Linked DNA regions of Mus musculus: region 2 is linked to region 1. The links are chromatin loops, found by intact Hi-C in ENCODE. Cell type or tissue: left cerebral cortex. All regions are shown on one strand. Links, peaks and the distances in the headings refer to the core of each region. The heading gives the core; the rest is flanking DNA. Region 1 holds the start of Rbm28 (RNA binding motif protein 28). Region 2 holds the start of Irf5 (interferon regulatory factor 5).

Region 1 (8,328 bases), core at 141-8,140:
AAGGTGCCGGGGCCAACCCAACGCAGTCAACAGCCTCCTCCCCTAGCAGCGATTGCACCGTGGACTTCCGCCCGCCCTCACCTATCAACCTGCGGCGCAGCATCGAGGAAGCCCTCTGCAGCGAGGCACTTCTGGCTCCTGGTCTCTTTCAGGGCCCTGCCTTTGGGGAAGCCCTGCCTGGGCTCGGTCTCTACCGCACCATCTCATTGGGGAACAAGATAGGGGCAGGACCCAGTGAGAAGTCCGAGAATGTCCCTGGATCCCCAGCACCTCCTGAGCTTCCCTCTCCCGGGGCCTGGCCTCCCGGCAGCAGCGCCTCATCTGGCTCTCTGTGTGGACTCTCACGGGACAGCTCGTCCATGCTTCTGTGTTCCAGCCCCGACAGGCCCCCTCGCTGTCCCTTAGTCTGTGTCCTCAGTCCCCCGCGGCCCTCAGAAAGCAGCCCCAGCCTCCCAGCCTCAGGATCCTACCAGGCCCTATCCCCACCCTCCCGCGACTCCCCAGAACATGCTTCTGAACTGCAGGCTGAGGAGGCATTGCTGCAAGAGCAATTCCTGGATGCTTGTCGACAGATTGATGAGCTGAGCATGGGCAGCGACACCATAGACCTGTGAAAAGGCAGCTATCTCACAGCCAAGTCTTTGCCCCCCCCCCCCTCTCCACTTTCTGGCATCTGATCTGCTCAAGACCTCCTCACTGTAACAATTCTCCAATTCTGCCTGGTTCAGATAACTCTGATTCTTTCCCATCCAGGGGCCCCTGGGTGGGTGGGTCAGCAACCAGGCTCTATGCATTGGGAATCAGTGCCAAGTTCTCTGGAGCCATGGGGTGCTAATGCCCCTAGCTGCAACTTTAGGGTGGCAGGGTTCTACTTTCCTTGGCTGTCACCAGCAATAAAGCTCCAAGGTGCTCCACTCCTGACCACCATGTCCCTTACCCTGGTGCTGAGTGAAACAGCTATCTTCAAAAGGCTTATAGTGCCCTGTCTGGGCTTCATACCCACCTCTGCCATCTCTTCATGGAACTGTTCCCTAACGATGGAGCTGTGGCCCAACAGACTTTATCGCAACTGATTGGGAAATGAGCGTTTTCAGAGTCAATGTATCAATAAAATATTTTTCAGAGGAGAATGTTCTGACCTTCTTGGAAAAGCTTGGGGGGGGGGGCAGCTACAACCTCAGCAGCTCCACCAGAGTTTCTACCTCAGACTCCCAGGGACCTTCACACGAAAATGAGGACTCTTCTGGGGAATGAGTCTTGAGACAAGCCCTTGGAAGCCGCTCATCTGACTGCCTGGCAAATGTCTTTTCCTAAAGGAGACAGGGTCCTGAGAGGTGGGAGTCAGAGACTCTTTAGCACTTGGCAAAATGCCTTTGTCCACAGGAGCCCTGCATCAGATCTTAGGAGATAGCTTCCTAGGAGCTAGTTAATAATAAAGATCTTCATAGAAATGGGGGCACACTTGTTAAAGGGCCTGATTGCTTCCGTTGGGCCAGCCAACAACCTGTCTGCCAAGTTCCCATAAGAATTTGCAAAGAGGAAGCTGTCTATTCTCATCAACAGGGAGTCTTTGAGGCTGGTCTTACAAGGACCTCATCCCCATTTCCCACAGAGCTCTCATCTCTGATCCTCAGTAGAGAAAAATCTGTCTTCACTGCCCACCTCTTGCCCCAGCCCCAGCTCAGTTCTCAAAGAAAGATCACCCTGCAGGGACCCATTAGCACATCCAGCCACCAGCTACAGCGTATCTGCCCCTTTCCTGAAGCATTTAGCCTCCAGTTATATATACTCTGCATTTGTCATCTGGCTAAAATGTAATGGTTTACGGTGGCAGGGTCTTGGATCAGGTTTGAAAATGAAAAGCTGGCAGTGTTTGGCGGATGTCCTGCATATCACATAGAGACCTGGAGAGGCATACACATCAAGATCAAAGTGGAAAAAAAAAACAAACAAACAGGAAGCTTCCTAATCTCTCTCTCTCTCTCTCTCTCTCTCTCTCTCTCTCTCTCTCTCTCTCTCTCACACACACACACACACACACACAATCACACATGCACCAAACTTGGATCACCAGCTCATGGAGTTTGGAGATAGGCGCCAAGGAGCCAAAAGGAATACAGAAAGGGAGGTGGGGAGGGGCTGAAGCTCTTGTTCCCTGCAGATGAAGATCTGTCTTGATTGAGGACAGTATCCAGGGCCTCAAGACCTCAGAGGGAGGAGGGAAGCCAGGACCATCTAAGGGAGGGTAAGAGTCCTGATAGAGAAGAGAAATTTGAAGCAGCAGTGCAGGTGAGGCTGAGGGATGGACCTGGAGTGGTCCTGACCGTGCCTCCTCCATCACCTGGCTCAGTGTGGCTCAGACATTCTTGCTGCATCCTCACTCTGGGCTGAGGCCCAGAGAACTGCCAGTTTCCTAATTACAGGCATTTCTCACTGGGTGTCATAGTGGCTGCAGTGGGCCCGGCATTGGCACTGCATTGTGTCATGCAAGGGATGCTTGCTGCTCTGGGAAATTGTCTCCTTCTTACCCCATTGCCCCTCCCAGCTGCCTGTCCTCTGCTTCCGCTTACACCCAGCCCCTCTGTCATCCCTTCCTCACACTCATCCTCTCCAGCTGCTTGGTCTTTCCCATTCTCCTCACTGAATCTAATTGGCTCCATGTACTTCTCTCCCCTGAGCACAGCAGTCAAATCTGGAGCCTCCCCATCCAGTCTGACTCCGTTCATCTCTCACAGATACTTGCTTTTTTCTCGTCTGAGAGCTCTGAATGCAGCTGATGAGAAAGGAGGCCAGAGGAACATTTCTCAGTACTCACCAGATCCGACACTTTGTTAATTTTCCTTCATATAAATCACTCCCAGTTAAAACTTTTTTTTTTTTTTAACTTCAGAGAACTTGAGTTTCTGGCACCCACCTTGAGCTACTCGCAATCACCATCAACTTCAAACCAAGGAGATCTGATGATGTCTTTTGTCCTTCGTGTACACATCTCTCATCCACACACACCCCTACAAATAAAAATAAAAACAAAATTAAAAAAAAATCCCTGGGCTGGAGAAATGGCTCAGCCGTTAAGAGCACCGACTGCTCTTCCAGAGGTCCCGAGTTCAATTCCCAGCAACCACATGGTGGCTCACAATCATCTGTAATGGGATCCGATGCCCTCTTCTGGTATGGCTCAGGACAGCTACAGTGTACTCATAAAATAAATAAAATCTTTTTAAAAATTAAAACAAATCCCTAGCTTTTTCACACACAAAGAAGCCAAGACTTCAGTTAGCTGCGCATTTTATCTTGTGCCTTATTTCTTACCCAAAGCAGGCTTCTCAGAAGGAATAGAGTTAGATCCTAATGCATACATCCTACAGTTTCAATATCGGTACTTGGAGGGTCTGAATGATAAACTTTCATTCATTCATGAATTAATCCACTCCCTTAAAATTATTTGTTGAAGGCTCAAATATATCAGGTGATGAGACTGAAAAAGGCAGAGAAGGAAACAAACTATGAATGTTTGATATGCAGAGGAAAGGCAAGCACTAATAGAAGAGTCATTATAGCACAAACAATTATTACAGTTGTGAGAAGTGGGGAGAATAAGAACTACCTAATCTTATAGAAGGCTCAGCCTTTGGGGAGAGTGAGGAGTGGAGCCAGAGGGAAAGCCTAAGGACATCCCAGGCTTCTCTTCTTTCCTTCCCAGGCTTCACTACAGTGATGGATGAGGGATAGGTCTGCAGTTTATTTCCCTTGGAAGCCACCTTGCAGGGTTCCATGACTCCTGCTATTTAATAAAGAACACTGCATGAGTCCTGAGTAGATGGATGAGCAAATATTCTTGGCTGAAGAACCATATGCCCTTCCTGATATGCATGGCTAGAAGGGGAGGAGGCAGGAGACAGATGGGGGATCCACATCTGAATAAAGGGGAAGATGAGAAGGCTCAGTTTTACTGTGTATTCTGAGGGACACAGAACCCTGACTATGGGTATATGCTGCCCCCTGATGGATGTAGGGAAACAGTTTAGTCTTTGTCCTTTAAGGAAAAATTGGACTTAGGGTATTTAGAACGGTTGTTTGTTTGTTTGTTTGTTTGTTGAGGGGAGAGGAGGATTACAAATGGATATTAAATTCTTCCCCCTTTATCTACCACAGCTATGACTAGGTCCCCCAATACAAGTTTGTATTTGAGGATAGAATTTGATTCTTGGTTGTTGTTGTTTTCCGAAACAGGGTCTCTCTGTGTAGCCCTGGCTGTCCTGGAACTTGCTTTGTAGACCAGGTTGGCCTCGAACTCAGAGATCCGCCTGCCTCTGCCTCCCGAGTGCCGGGATTAAAGGCGTGCGCCACCACTGCCCCACTTAGAATTTGATTCTTGAGGAGGATGTGGAATTCCAAACCAATTTTGTTTAAAAGATTCTACTTCTTTTGCCCACTTTACTTTTTATGTAAGATAGGATCGACTTTATGGTAGCCTTGACAATCTGTTTTGTATTTCAGTGCCTTTTCTTCTGATTTATCTATTTAAAATATAACTGTGGTGGGGGTTCTTTTTCTAAAAGCACATATTAATTATTTGAAGCCTACTAGGACTTCATAAATTTCATGCTTAGCACATTCCTCCCACCACTACTACCTACACGTCATCCATCCATCCATCCATCCATCCATCCGTCCATCCATTATATTGAATGTGGATAACTCTTGGGGATTTTCACTGTGCCTTTCATCTTTTGTGGTGTTTTCTACCTACTGAGCTGTTGTAACTTAAAAGTAAAGACTTTAAAAGTGCCTAGGGTACTTTTTGCAGCTAGGCATTCTGCAAGCACAGCATTTTTCCATGTAAGACAGACAGTGAAGCCCACTGAGTGTTAAACACTGTGGGTAGCCTCCAGTCTGTCTGATAAACAGACATAAATGAAGATCTTCTGTCTCTGGGCAGCAGTGCATCCTAGGTCTGTGCATATAGCTGGGTGTTATGTTTGGCTTCCGTGTGCTCTGATGTGATCTTGCAGAGATTTTGTAAGATTTTAAAAATAAACGTCTGTCTCTCACTCTGGACTCTATTTTATATGACGGCAGGGACCATGTCTTTTTTTTTCGGCAATGAATTTTACTCCTAATATATAAGTAGGAGCTCAATCAGTAAGAATTGAAAATATGATTTCGTACGTAGTATTTGTTCTCTGGGGATTTTAGTAGATACAATTTGTCTCTGCGGCCAAGTGACAGTTTGTCTCATGTTTTCTGAGGACATGTGACTAGTTCAAATTATGTATGTTACATGCTTGTGTCTATGACGTTTTGCATATGTGTTTTTTTCCCCCCGCGTGATATGTGGCAACTCTTCAGAAAAAAACTTATTGAACACCCACTCTATGTCAGATGAGGGCAGGCTTAGGGGGAAAATGACTTCTGCCTGCTTTGGTGAATTTGGGGTCGAGTTCCTAAATGAAAGATTTTAAGAGAATTTTAAGCTGTTGATGTCAAGTTTCCCCCAGTGGCGGGGGCGGTGCTGGGACTGCACAGAGACCGTCGTTCAAGAAGCTCCGCCCCCAGGACGTCATTTTTCTTTTTCTTTCCGGAACTATTCCTTCCAGTCTGCGTTTCCTCCCGGACTCTTTTGAGCAAAGAGGACTTCCTGAATTTCCCGGCAACTCGGCACCGCCTTCCTGCCAGAGCTCATCCCAGCCCTCGCTCGCGCCGGCGTGAGGTGCTCGCAGCCTCACGCGCTTGTCTCTCGGTCTCATGGCCGGTCTGACTTTATTCGTGGGCCGTCTCCCGCCCTCGGCTCGCAGCGATCAGCTGGAAGAGCTGTTCAGTCAGGTGGGTCCGGTGAAGCAGTGCTTCGTGGTGACAGAGAAAGGTAAGGAGTGGGATGGTGCAGAGGGCATGTGCAAAGGTATGGGAACAACCCAATTTCAGGGAGCTCTATAGTTATGATCTGTTTGTTTTGAGACAGGGCTCTCACTCTTTAGCCCTAACTGGCCTCGGATTCGCTACCGGTAGCCCGTGTGCTTCTGCCTCCTGAATCCTCCGATTAATGACGTGAGCCATCCCAGCAAGTTCTTTGCTCTCTCCAGAAGTACGGGACCGGGAGCTAAGATTCTTTTCTAAACGGACTCAGCTGGAGATCGGCCAATAAGGTTGATTTATGAAAGGCAAAGCACTCACTTAACGTTTCCATTGCGTTTTCCCCTTTATTACGCGTGTTCAGGAGTTCAAACGCAGGCCCATTAGCTTGGAGTAATGGTAGTAATCCCAGCATCTGGGAAGGCTGTGGCAGGAGGATTGCTGGTAATTCGAGGACAGCCAGGTCTATATAATAGCGAGTTCAGGACAACTTGGATTACATAGCGAGACCCCGTCTTCAACAAACATCCCAAAGTAACGTTTAATAAAGCACCAGTGCGGCTTATTGAGATGGCTGCTAGGCCGGAAGAGTGCTTAGTTTGACATGGGTTAACTTACTTAATGTTCTCAACAATCTTATAGGACAAAGAGCCTTAACCCCATTTTTTTTAAATAAAGGAATATAATCTTTAAAGACATTAAATGGTCTGGAGTTGATCTGGCTAGTGAGAGGACTCAGTTTGATTAGCACGTTAGCACATCCTATGCATTCATCTGTTTATTTATTTATTACTTGTTGGATGCCAACTGTATTTTAGAACATTGCTGGCTGCCCTTAGGATACAACAGGTGTGTGACACTAAATCACTGACGCAGATTCTGTTCTCATACACTTATGGTTTGAAAGACAGCCAACAAATAGCCAAACTATATGTTGATAATGGTGATAAATTTATGCTAAGGAGAAAAGTCAAAAGAGGGAATGTGTGTGTGTAGATAGGGTGGCTAGGGAAGACCTGTTTGAGGAGAGTGAACTAAGAACTGGGGGGATAAAACAGTCTGAATTCAGGAAACAGCAACCTTGAGGATATTAAAGCAAGTATGTCCTTGTGTGAGAAGAGAGCTTGGTGGCCAGGGTGACGAGGAAGTGAATGAAGGTGTGACAGGAGATTCGATCACACTGAGTCCTCAGATTGTGGTGTTTACTAGAAAATCCTATTTCTAGTTGTGTGGCTCAGCTTCAGCACACACCTTTAATCCCAAACAATTGTAGAAGGAAGCACCCATGTTTGAAAGTAATATCTAATTGAGAGACAGATAAAATGAAAGACTTGGCAGAAGAATAAATTATGTCCAACTTTCACGAGTACATCGAGAAGAGATCTCAGGACCCACTTCAACCTGATAGACAGAAAGAACCAACTCCTACCAGATTTTTCCCATACTTTTGCACACACATAAGTAAATAAATGTTACAACACTAATGTTGTGCCAGGAGTGGTGGTATCTGACTGTAATCCCAGCACTTAGTAAGTGGAGGCAGGAGGATCAGGAAGTTGAGGCCTACTTGGGTTATATAAGACGTTGTCCTCAAAAGACAAAACAAGAAAGAAACATTCATTTAAAAGGACATTAATGCCGGGCGTGGTGGTGCATGCCTTTAATCCCAGCACTCGGGAGGCAGAGGCAGGTGGATTTCTGTGTTCTTGGTCTAAATCCTTACAGTCTCTCATACCCCTTTTAAGAAAATGTATGAGCTTCCTATCCAGGCAAGTGAGATGTACTAGAAACAACTGTTGCACTCCTGTGTAGAGGAGAGGTGGGTGTTTTATAATGGGGTTAGCATGGCACTTAGAATTGTGAGGGTCTGAATGTGTGTGGCAGTTCTTCGTGGAGACACAGTTACTGTTTTGCCTTTATTTGGGCACTAACCTCACAGATGAGCAGCTATATTTTTATTGTACTTATGGAGAAGTGGGGAGGGTCTTTTTTTGTTTGTTCGTTTTTTTCTTATTTCTTGAAAGATGAGTGATAGGCTTTTGTGAGAGGAAGTTCTAAGAGAAAAGAAACCAATCTTCACGTGTTATGTGTAGTTTTAAAAAAACACATTACTGCCTTGCCCAGGAGCTGCCACCCCTTGGCCCTTCCTGGCTCGCTTTTGTCTCTCCTGGCTTAGCTCTAGGATCTGCACTGCCAGCACTTACCTGGCTTCTCTTTCTTACCCACCTTTGCTCCTGGAGGAGTTGAGTTATCAGCCCACTCCCGAGACCCTTGAATCCGTGGATAAAAGACACACACACTGTTCCGTTACCTTTATAACTTGCATCTAGGCACAATTGTTGGGCGCAGATACCTCCTGCCTGGAAATATGTGCCCTTTTCATTTATCATCTCTGTCTCTCCTTCACCCTAAACTTAGTGGCTTGCATCAGCTAGCCCCCACCAACATCCTTGGCCCCTGCCCATTGCATAGGCT
Region 2 (8,328 bases), core at 255-8,254, 360 kb before region 1:
TTTGGTCTAACAATTTTATTAAACTCTGAACACTAGACCTCATCTGACCATTAGATCAAAAGGTAGAATTTAGGAGAGATCATGCCTGGAAGCACAATCTAAAACAGTCTGAAGTGATGGGTGACTGAGTTATACCGGGTCCTTGCAGAGGGTTATTCAATGGTCACAAAAAGTGAAGCAGATGTTTCTTGAAAAGGAAAGCTAATCCTGATATTGGGTGAAAAAAATGCAGGTTACAGTATGTGTGGGCCAGCAAAATGGCTCTCCACAGAAAGGCACTTGCCAGCCTGCCTGACAACTTGAGTTTGATTCTTGGGATTCACACTGTGGAAGGAGAGACTCAACTCTTCCAAACTGACCTCTGACCTCCGTGCACATACTCTGGGGCCTGCACACTCCCCATAAATAAGTAAGTAAAAAAATAAGGAAAAATTAAAACCTATGTGTGGGTTTGCGTGTGTTGGTGACTATCTGTAATCTACCCAAGTACTTCAGAGCTGGAGACAGAGTAACAGAGGTTCAAGGCCAGAGGCAGCTACGTAACGAGTTTAAGGCCATCCTGGACTATGTGAGAATGTTTTAAGATATATAAAATAATGAATAAATAAAGTATGGGGGTGGGGCTGTCCCTTAGTGACTGTATGTGTCTTAGCATGAGCAAGGATAGCCTTGATCCCTAGCACAAAGACATCTTTGAAAAGTTAGCTAGGCATGGTGGCACAGGCTTGCAATCCCAACACACGCTGGAAGGACAGGAAGGGGGGACTTCCACAAGTTTAAGGCCATTCTAATCTACATAGTGAGTCCCAGGCCAACCAAGAATATAGAGGGAGACCCTATATCTAAGTATATTTAAACATTCTTAAACGTGACTGGGTTCCAATTATATATTATACACTGTATATTCTGTTGTAAAACTATTTTGGTAGGGCCTGTCCAGAATTAGGGCTTGTTAGACATGGTGGTACATGTCTGTAACCCTAGCACTTGGGAGGCTGAGGCAGGAGGATGACAAGTCAAGCCAGCCTTGACTACCCAAGCGAGTCTGGTTAGCTGGGCATTATAAAGTGAGACCCTGACTCAAAACCCAGACCAAACCCAAAAAATGAGCTAGTAACTTCATTTAGTGCATGTGATATAGTATGTGTAACGTGTAGTCCAGTGTAACATAAATCAAGAGCATGGAGTGCTACACGGAGTTACAGGCTGGCCTCCCAGAGACCTTCCATCCCCACCTTGCTCTAGGCTACAGGTTAGAAAAGATGGTCCTGTGTCCCTGAGTCTAGGTGTGGGATCCCCTGAGCACTGTAGCTGGCAGGACGTGACTCTGCCTCTCTCTACTCCGGAGGGCTCTTTCCTAGGGAGGGGCTGCCCCAGAAGGCAGCACCTTATCCAAGGCTTACCTTGAAGATGGTGTTGTCCCCATCCTGGCTGGGACCATGCCTCGTGGCATGGCGCCAGGGTATATAGAAGAGTTTCTTTTCCCCGTTGACCCACTGAAGCCCTGGGTACTGGCAGCTGTTCACCTGGGCCACCAACCAGGGCTTCAGCCTCACACGGCGGGGTGGTGGGGGAATCCCTGGGGCTGAGTGGTTCATGGCAAAGGGCTCTGCGGGAGAAAGCAAAGAGGAGCTCTACAAACTGATAGCAAGATGTTCCCTGCCCTGGTGGACAGGTCAAGCGGATGAGCACCCCAGTCCTTCTAGGCGTCTGGGGCCAAGGCTGCTTTCCCTCACCTTCCTGTCACAGCTCGCGCAGCCTGTGAGTTCTGTTAGGGGAGAAGGAAACTCCCGTGCTAGTGGGTGCTGTGGGCCACCCATTCTTGAGTGCAGTCAGTATCCAGCCGCTGCTTCACTAGAGAATTGTCCCAGGTGTCTTATTCCCCATGTCAAGCCACCCATCTCTGTCAAGGCAAACCTGGCTCCCTTGCATAGAGGTGGGCCAGCGAAATCCACGGGTACTTCTCTAGGGTTGGCTATTCCACCATGCTGTATCTGTCCTGCCTTGCCCAGCTTTTCTCTCTGCATCTTACTCAACTTCTTTCCCCTGAAACTGCCCTTCCCCGTCCCTCCTAACAAATCCTCTAAACTAAACGTCTGTCACAGGCTTCTAACACAAGCTGGCCTTAGACAGGAGCAGACCGTGGGAGAGGGGTTAGGGACAGGTTCGTTCACAGGACTCTGAGTTTTGGGCCTTTTGGTTAAGATCACCTGTAGCCCTGGCATTTCTCCTCAGTTCTTTCAGGAATGAAGCTTTCTTCCCCCTTGAACTCTTTATAAAAATCCCACTCATCCACTCCAGTGACACCGGGTACCTGGCTTAGATGGTGCCACCCTGAAGCCATCAGTGGACTTGAGTCTGGCTCCTGCTACTGCCTTCACATCCATTCGGTGCTCCTGTTTACAGACCAGTGCCATACACGTGGTGGCAGGAAGTGCAGACCAGGTCTAACAGCTTCCTGTTGCCATGTATTGTAATGCTTCACACTGGCCTGGTTGCCCCCAGGGAGGAAGAGAGTCTCATGCAGACACAAGTGATTCTATGTATCCTTGCCCCCCAGATTATCCCTGACTGGCTAATAAAGATGCCAACAGCCTGAAGCTGGGCAGAAGAGAGATAGGCAGAGTTCCTTGGTCTGAGGGGAGACAACAAGGTAGAGGGAGGAGAAAACGCCTCATGAAAGCATGGCCACGAGGGCTGGCCGATTGGAATTAAGAGCAGCTAAGTTGGAACATGGAGGGGTTCTTGATGGGGAAGAAGACATTAGAGCATGAAGGGTGATATGTGCCCGGCTCTGGTACACTAAAGGATCGTTATAAATATAAAAGCTGAGTGCCTTTTATCTGGGAACTGAATGATCAAAGGCAAGGTAGTCCACCCCCCCCCCATTGAGATTAAATATTGCCACAACAGCTTTCCATTGGAGGTAAGCACTTTGGCAGGCCACAGTCTCTATCTCACTAGAGTTATGTGCACAGGACCCATGAAACCCTGGTGCTCTTCCCTCTACCTGCTCCCTCTCCTCCTGACAGAACCTGTAACTTAGAGCTCCCTCCCTCTCACCCATCTTCCCTCCTGGGAAGCTCTTTCCTGCCCTTGACCATATTCTTGATCTTGAACTCTTGAACTTGGGGTGGGGGTGGGGCGGGGTTCAGAAACAGAGAAGAGGAAGGCTGCGGTGCCAGCAGCTCCTGGGAAGACACTCTCTCATTCAGCCAGTTAAAGAACAAAACAAAACTCAGCAGACTTACTTGGGTTTTGCAGCATGGAGCCCCAGTTTCCCCTGCAATTCCCCCACCTAGTGTCTTCTGGGTTGTGGCTACTACATGCCACATCCAGGCTAGCGGAGCGACCCTCTACAGACTTCAGAGCACTTCAGAGCAGTGCATACCTCAGCGGCCAGAGACCCAGGAATAGCACTGCCAGCTTTGGACAGAGAGCGTGGAAAGGCTCCCAGCCCTGCCCCCAAGCTTAAGAAGAGGTGGCTTAGTTCCTCTTTCTGCGCCAGCCTCCACCCTGACCTAAGGGAAATGAAAGTAGCCCGATGGGACAACTCAGAGATCTGACTCACTCGGCTGACCCACCCCCACCCCATCCTCAACATCATCCTCTCTGTCTCCCATTATAGCTCCTAAGCAGCTCTGATCTTAGAATGGAGGGTGATGTACACACACACACACACACACACACACACACACACACACACACACACAGAGAGAGAGAGAGAGAGAGAGAGAGAGAGAGTCATGTCAAGAGTAGTATGAACAGGAAGAGCAGAGCACTCACTGCCCTGCTTCGGAGACCAAGAAGGAGCCAAGGAACACTGCAGCTTTCTTTCTGTCTCAGCCTGATGATGATAAATTAAATCAGAGAAAGGTTTTGAAATTGTTGCTCTGGCCTCAGTGTTAGGAAGCGGCAGTCCCTTCTAATGGAGTAGTGACGTAGAGAAATGATCCCCACAGCAAGCCAGGGCCATGAGAGGAGGGTGTGTTCATCTAGGGGCAGAAGGCACCACCTGCAGCTAGATGCACAGGAGCCTCGCCCTGAGCAGGACCAAGTTCAGCATCTACCCCACAGAAGCTCCCTCCTGCCCAACAAAAAAGGCTTAGATCTAAGTCAGATCCTGCCTGCCAGTTCACAATTGCAGCGTCTAAACATGACTGCCCGCTCCTGGGTCTGGAGGTTTTGAATAAGAGCAGTGCTGACACACAACGCAGACTGAGATGTCTGGCTATGAGCCCTAAAAAGGAGAAACGAACAGAGCCCCCACCATCTTCCATGTCAGACCTCAGGAAGTATCCCACATGTGATGGGGCATGGAAGCAGCCCTTGAATCCCGACTGCGATGGAGAGTCCCCATAGCTCACCCCAAGGTCATGAAGTCCCAGGAGAGGCTGCCTGGGCAGTCAGATCACTGAGAACTCCGGAGCTGGTGGGGAGAAGCTGCCATAACGGAAGGAATAAAGGCAGAGCTTCGAACCCCTCCTGTCTCTCGAATTGTCCCGTTCTAAACCCCACACCCAGTTCAAGGCAACATCCAGGGGTTACCTGCAGTAGGCATGAGCATAAATCCCGCCCTCTCCAGGTGAGCGACACACCCGGGGCCCTGCCCCTTCAGAGTGCACACAGGCTGAGATTCTGGGGCAGCAGGTGCGGCAGGAAGAACCCTCTCCCGGCTTCCTCCCAGGGGCAGGCTGGGGGAAGGCCAGAGTTCAAGGGAAAACCCCCGAAGGACTTTTAGTTAATAGGAGTGGTCTCCTACCTATCTCTTTCCTAGACTTTAGCCAGGAGCTTAGGGAGTAGAGAGGGCGAATGCTGTACTGTATCACACAGGTCCTCATGCGAGGCTTTTAGCCTCTCCAGCCTCCGTCAGCCCCGTCCACATCCTTTCTGGTCCTGATCACTTATCCTCACTTTGGAGTTCAGGCCAGGTCGTTCCCTCCTGATCATCCCGGCAGACTCCACCCGGGGCATAACGCGGAGGGAAGGGGGGTGGGGGTGGGAAGGAACCTGGGTCAGCCCCTGGAGTCATCGCGGGGTTACTGGCTTAGTGTCCGTTCCTGGTCCGCTCCTCTGGACCGGGACGTGTCCGCCTTGCTATGCCAGGAGGAGGCCAAGAAAGCCCCCACTTCCACCCCTGCTACTAGGTACCCGCTCTGGGTCCTCTGGAGGTTCGAGAGACACCTGGAGTCTGGGAGACATCTGCACCGAGGGCGAATACTGGCCCGGGACATCTCTCCGCCTGCGTTTCGGCCCAACTACACTTTCCCTTCACGTTCAGATTCTAAGTTGTTACTTCTTAAGTTTAGGGGCAGGCCGTCAAGAAACTAGACCAAGCATTAATCAGCCCCCGCCCCGATTCTTCTCAACAGCTAAGAATAAATCGTCGTCCCCTTTTGAGCTACGAGTCAAGGAGCAGAGCCTCTATTTGACAACGTCTCCCCTCAAACTCTATTCCCACAGATTCCTGTCCTTGGCTTTAAGATCCTTGGGAGGGATCGCTGCTTGACACCTCAACCTCTTTAGTCGAAAAAGTGAGGTGTGGCCGGGGAGGAGAGACGAGCTGTGTGCCGACAGGGTCGGGGTCGGAAACTCGCTCCTCCCTGGTCCCCGCCAGACTGTGACAGGGCGCTTGGCATCCTTGACCCTGGCGAGGCGCAGTGGGGATGTCCACTGGGCCCTTGGGACTTTCCCCGAGCATGCGAACGTTGGCGGCCGGAGCCCGGCACTCCGAGCTGGCCTGGTGCGGAGCGCCTTGGAGCCATTCGCGCTGGCCCGGCGCCGCCTTCGATCATCGCCCACCGCGGAGGAGCGGGATCCCGACCCCGCTGGCCCCGTTGGCAGGTGCCCGGGGCGTGCAGGTCGCCGTGGGTCGGAGCCGTGGCTTGGCTGAAGCCCGGGGCTGTTCCCACCGCCCTCGGGGCGAGGAGCCCAACACAGCCCACAGCCCCGGGACCTACCTGTTTGCTGTGCGCCCGCGGGGAGCCTGGAGCCCCGGCCTGGCGCTGCGGCCGAGCTGAGCTCTCGCCGAGCTGCACCGCCCGCGGGTCGCCCAGCCCGCCCCGCACTTCCGCATCGCGCCGCCCCCGCCCGGGGCAGCGCCCCGCCCCGCCCCTCGCCACCACCCCGCGCCCCGGGCCCCTACCCATCCACCGCCCACCGCGGGGAAGCCCGGGGCCTCCGCGAGACCGCAGACAGCTCGGCGCCCCTCGCCGGGCTCCTTTGGGAATCCGGGGAGACAGAGTCATCCATCACCCAGTCCCCAGATACCCTGTAGCCTGTCCTCACCTAGTCCGCGCCCGCCTGGAGCTGGAGATCCGCTGCGCGCGGGCGTCGATGGAGCCACACTCCAGGGCATTGGGAGACCCCTGAGAGCTCCCTTTCAACATACCTTGGGCCACTCTGTCTCCTCAGCCTTAACACTGGCCCTCCGGACCGCTCCAACTCACCATGTGACTGACAAGCCCACCTCTTCTTTTGCCCTTACCTTCACCGTGGTTTGGGTTTGCCCTTTGAGCGGGTTCCCACCCCCACCCCGACCTCCCGGTTCCATAAACGGGCCTTCCTGTCCGAGTCGATGCTGGCCTCAACTTCCACACATCCTGTTCATGTAGGAACATTATTCGCTGATTCTCACTCTTCAACTTTTGGGTCAGCATCATATTATTTGATAGTCTAAGTGTTTTTTCCAGGAAGGTCTACCCCTTCCTTGAGTCAGCTTTTGGTTTGTTGTGTTTTGGTGTAATTTGTTGATTGGTTTGGAGGAGGGGTGGAGACGACTTCCAGAGTCTTTCCGTTTGATTTTTCCATATGATTTTAACGTCTAATTTCCACTGAAATTCAGCTTAGTTGGGAACCAACCCTGTCTTGCATGGTTCATGATCTATAGTAATTTTTATTTTTATATTTGTATTTTACTGATAATGGAACCCAGGACCTTGCACATTCTAAGCAAGCACTGTGCTACTAAGTGCCTGCCTTCTCTGCCCTGTCATAATTCTAAAGGGTTATTGTATTTGTTTCTTGGGTTTTAACTCTTTTAAGGGTAAAAAGTTGTGTTGCCGGTGCTGGTCTCCAACTCCAGGAATCAAACGATTTTCCTGGCTCAGATGCCTTGAGTAGCTGAGATTTGGTGTAGCATCGCAGGCAGCTTAACTAAAGATATAAGCACATATATTTTAAATGTTTACCATCTTAATTCTTTTTAGTGATTTATTTTATTTTTTATGTATATGAGTATTTTGTCAGCATGCATGTGCATCGTGAACATGCAGTTCCTGCAGAGACCAGAAGAGGGCGCTGGATTCTCTGGAACTGGAGTTAGAGACTGTTGTGAGCGAGGGGGTGTGGGTGCTGAGATCTGAATCCAGGTCTACTGCAAGAACAGCAGATGCTCTTAACTACCAAGCTATCTCTTCGGTCCTAGAGATATTTTTAATACACAAATATTCTGAATGAATTGTTAAATTAAAATGTTATTACATTTATTTTGTGTGTACATCTGTGGGTACACATAAGCATGAGTATGTCAGAGGACAACTTCAGCCAGTTCTCTCCTTCATATGCCTGGCCCAGGGACTGAACTAAGGCTGTCAGGCTTGCCAGCCATCTTGTTTACCCCCCCCCCCCCCACACACACACCCCATTGTTCACTTTAGCTAGCAAGTAAAATATATACATTGTAGACATACTGTTTACCCTCTACATTTAAAGCCTTAGATTGCTGACAGATACCGTGGTATTAATTAATTAGAATTGTGGCTTCTTCCTTAACCTCTGCTGCCTTCCCAGGGATGTCTGGATTAGACTTCAATGAGCAGAGAGAATCCAGTGGGTTTGTTTTTGTTTTCCTTCTCTCTATATATCTCCCCCTCCTTTCACTGTAGCTGAATATAAAATGGAAATATATTATTTGTATCTGCTGAATATATTACCCTCTCATATATGCTAGGCACTCTATCACTGAGCCATGTGTCCTTCTGTTTCACATTTTTAAAATTAAAACTCTGGGTGGATCCAGTCACAGTGGCGCATGTCTGCACTGGGGCAGCTGAGGCCTAAACTCAGCGGCAGGCCATAAGATAAACGGGGCTCCGAAAAGATTCTGCTCCATTCAGATCCTGTCTTCCCTGACAAGGAGCCCCTTAGCCAAAAACTGCCCTGAGCCAGAGACCTGTTTCTGGAGGAAGGAAAGGGGTAGTGCTCATTCAGTGAACAGAACTCCAGCTATTCCAAGAACGAAGAGTCCCCTAGGCTCCTGTGCACTGTCACGGGCAAAAGGGAAGTGAGGCCCCACTCTGATGCTTAAAATTAATCTCAGTTCCCCCT

What was found. Peaks named below come from ENCODE experiments on the same cell type or tissue, not always from the same donor. Only the 100,000 strongest peaks of a DNase experiment are listed, where the experiment ranks them.
Region 2: a loop joins it to region 1, with 6 times the contacts of the local background. A loop is called at or near these places in 3 of 42 quality-filtered maps.

What each region holds. Positions count from the first base shown.
Region 1 is chr6:29,162,029-29,170,356 of GRCm38, reverse strand. Rbm28 (RNA binding motif protein 28) reads left to right here and starts at 5,633. Exons shown (of 19, transcript NM_133925.2): 1 at 5,633-5,866. The coding sequence starts at 5,749. Prrt4 (proline-rich transmembrane protein 4) reads left to right here. Exons shown (of 5, transcript NM_001101443.1): 5 at 1-1,127. The coding sequence ends at 614. In left cerebral cortex, for the core only: CTCF peaks have their summits at 3,154 (motif pointing left), 4,008 (motif pointing left) and 5,454; DNase peaks (open chromatin) are centred at 3,975 and 5,594; H3K4me3 peaks cover 1,606 bases; H3K27ac peaks cover 388 bases.
Region 2 is chr6:29,524,407-29,532,734 of GRCm38, reverse strand. Irf5 (interferon regulatory factor 5) reads right to left here and starts at 6,110. Exons shown (of 9, transcript NM_012057.4): 1 at 5,961-6,110; 2 at 1,404-1,609. The coding sequence starts at 1,598. Gm26627 (a long non-coding RNA gene) reads right to left here. Exons shown (of 3, transcript XR_868831.3): 3 at 8,031-8,328. In left cerebral cortex, for the core only: a CTCF peak has its summit at 7,277 (motif pointing right); a DNase peak (open chromatin) is centred at 3,460; H3K4me3 peaks cover 1,335 bases; H3K27ac peaks cover 329 bases.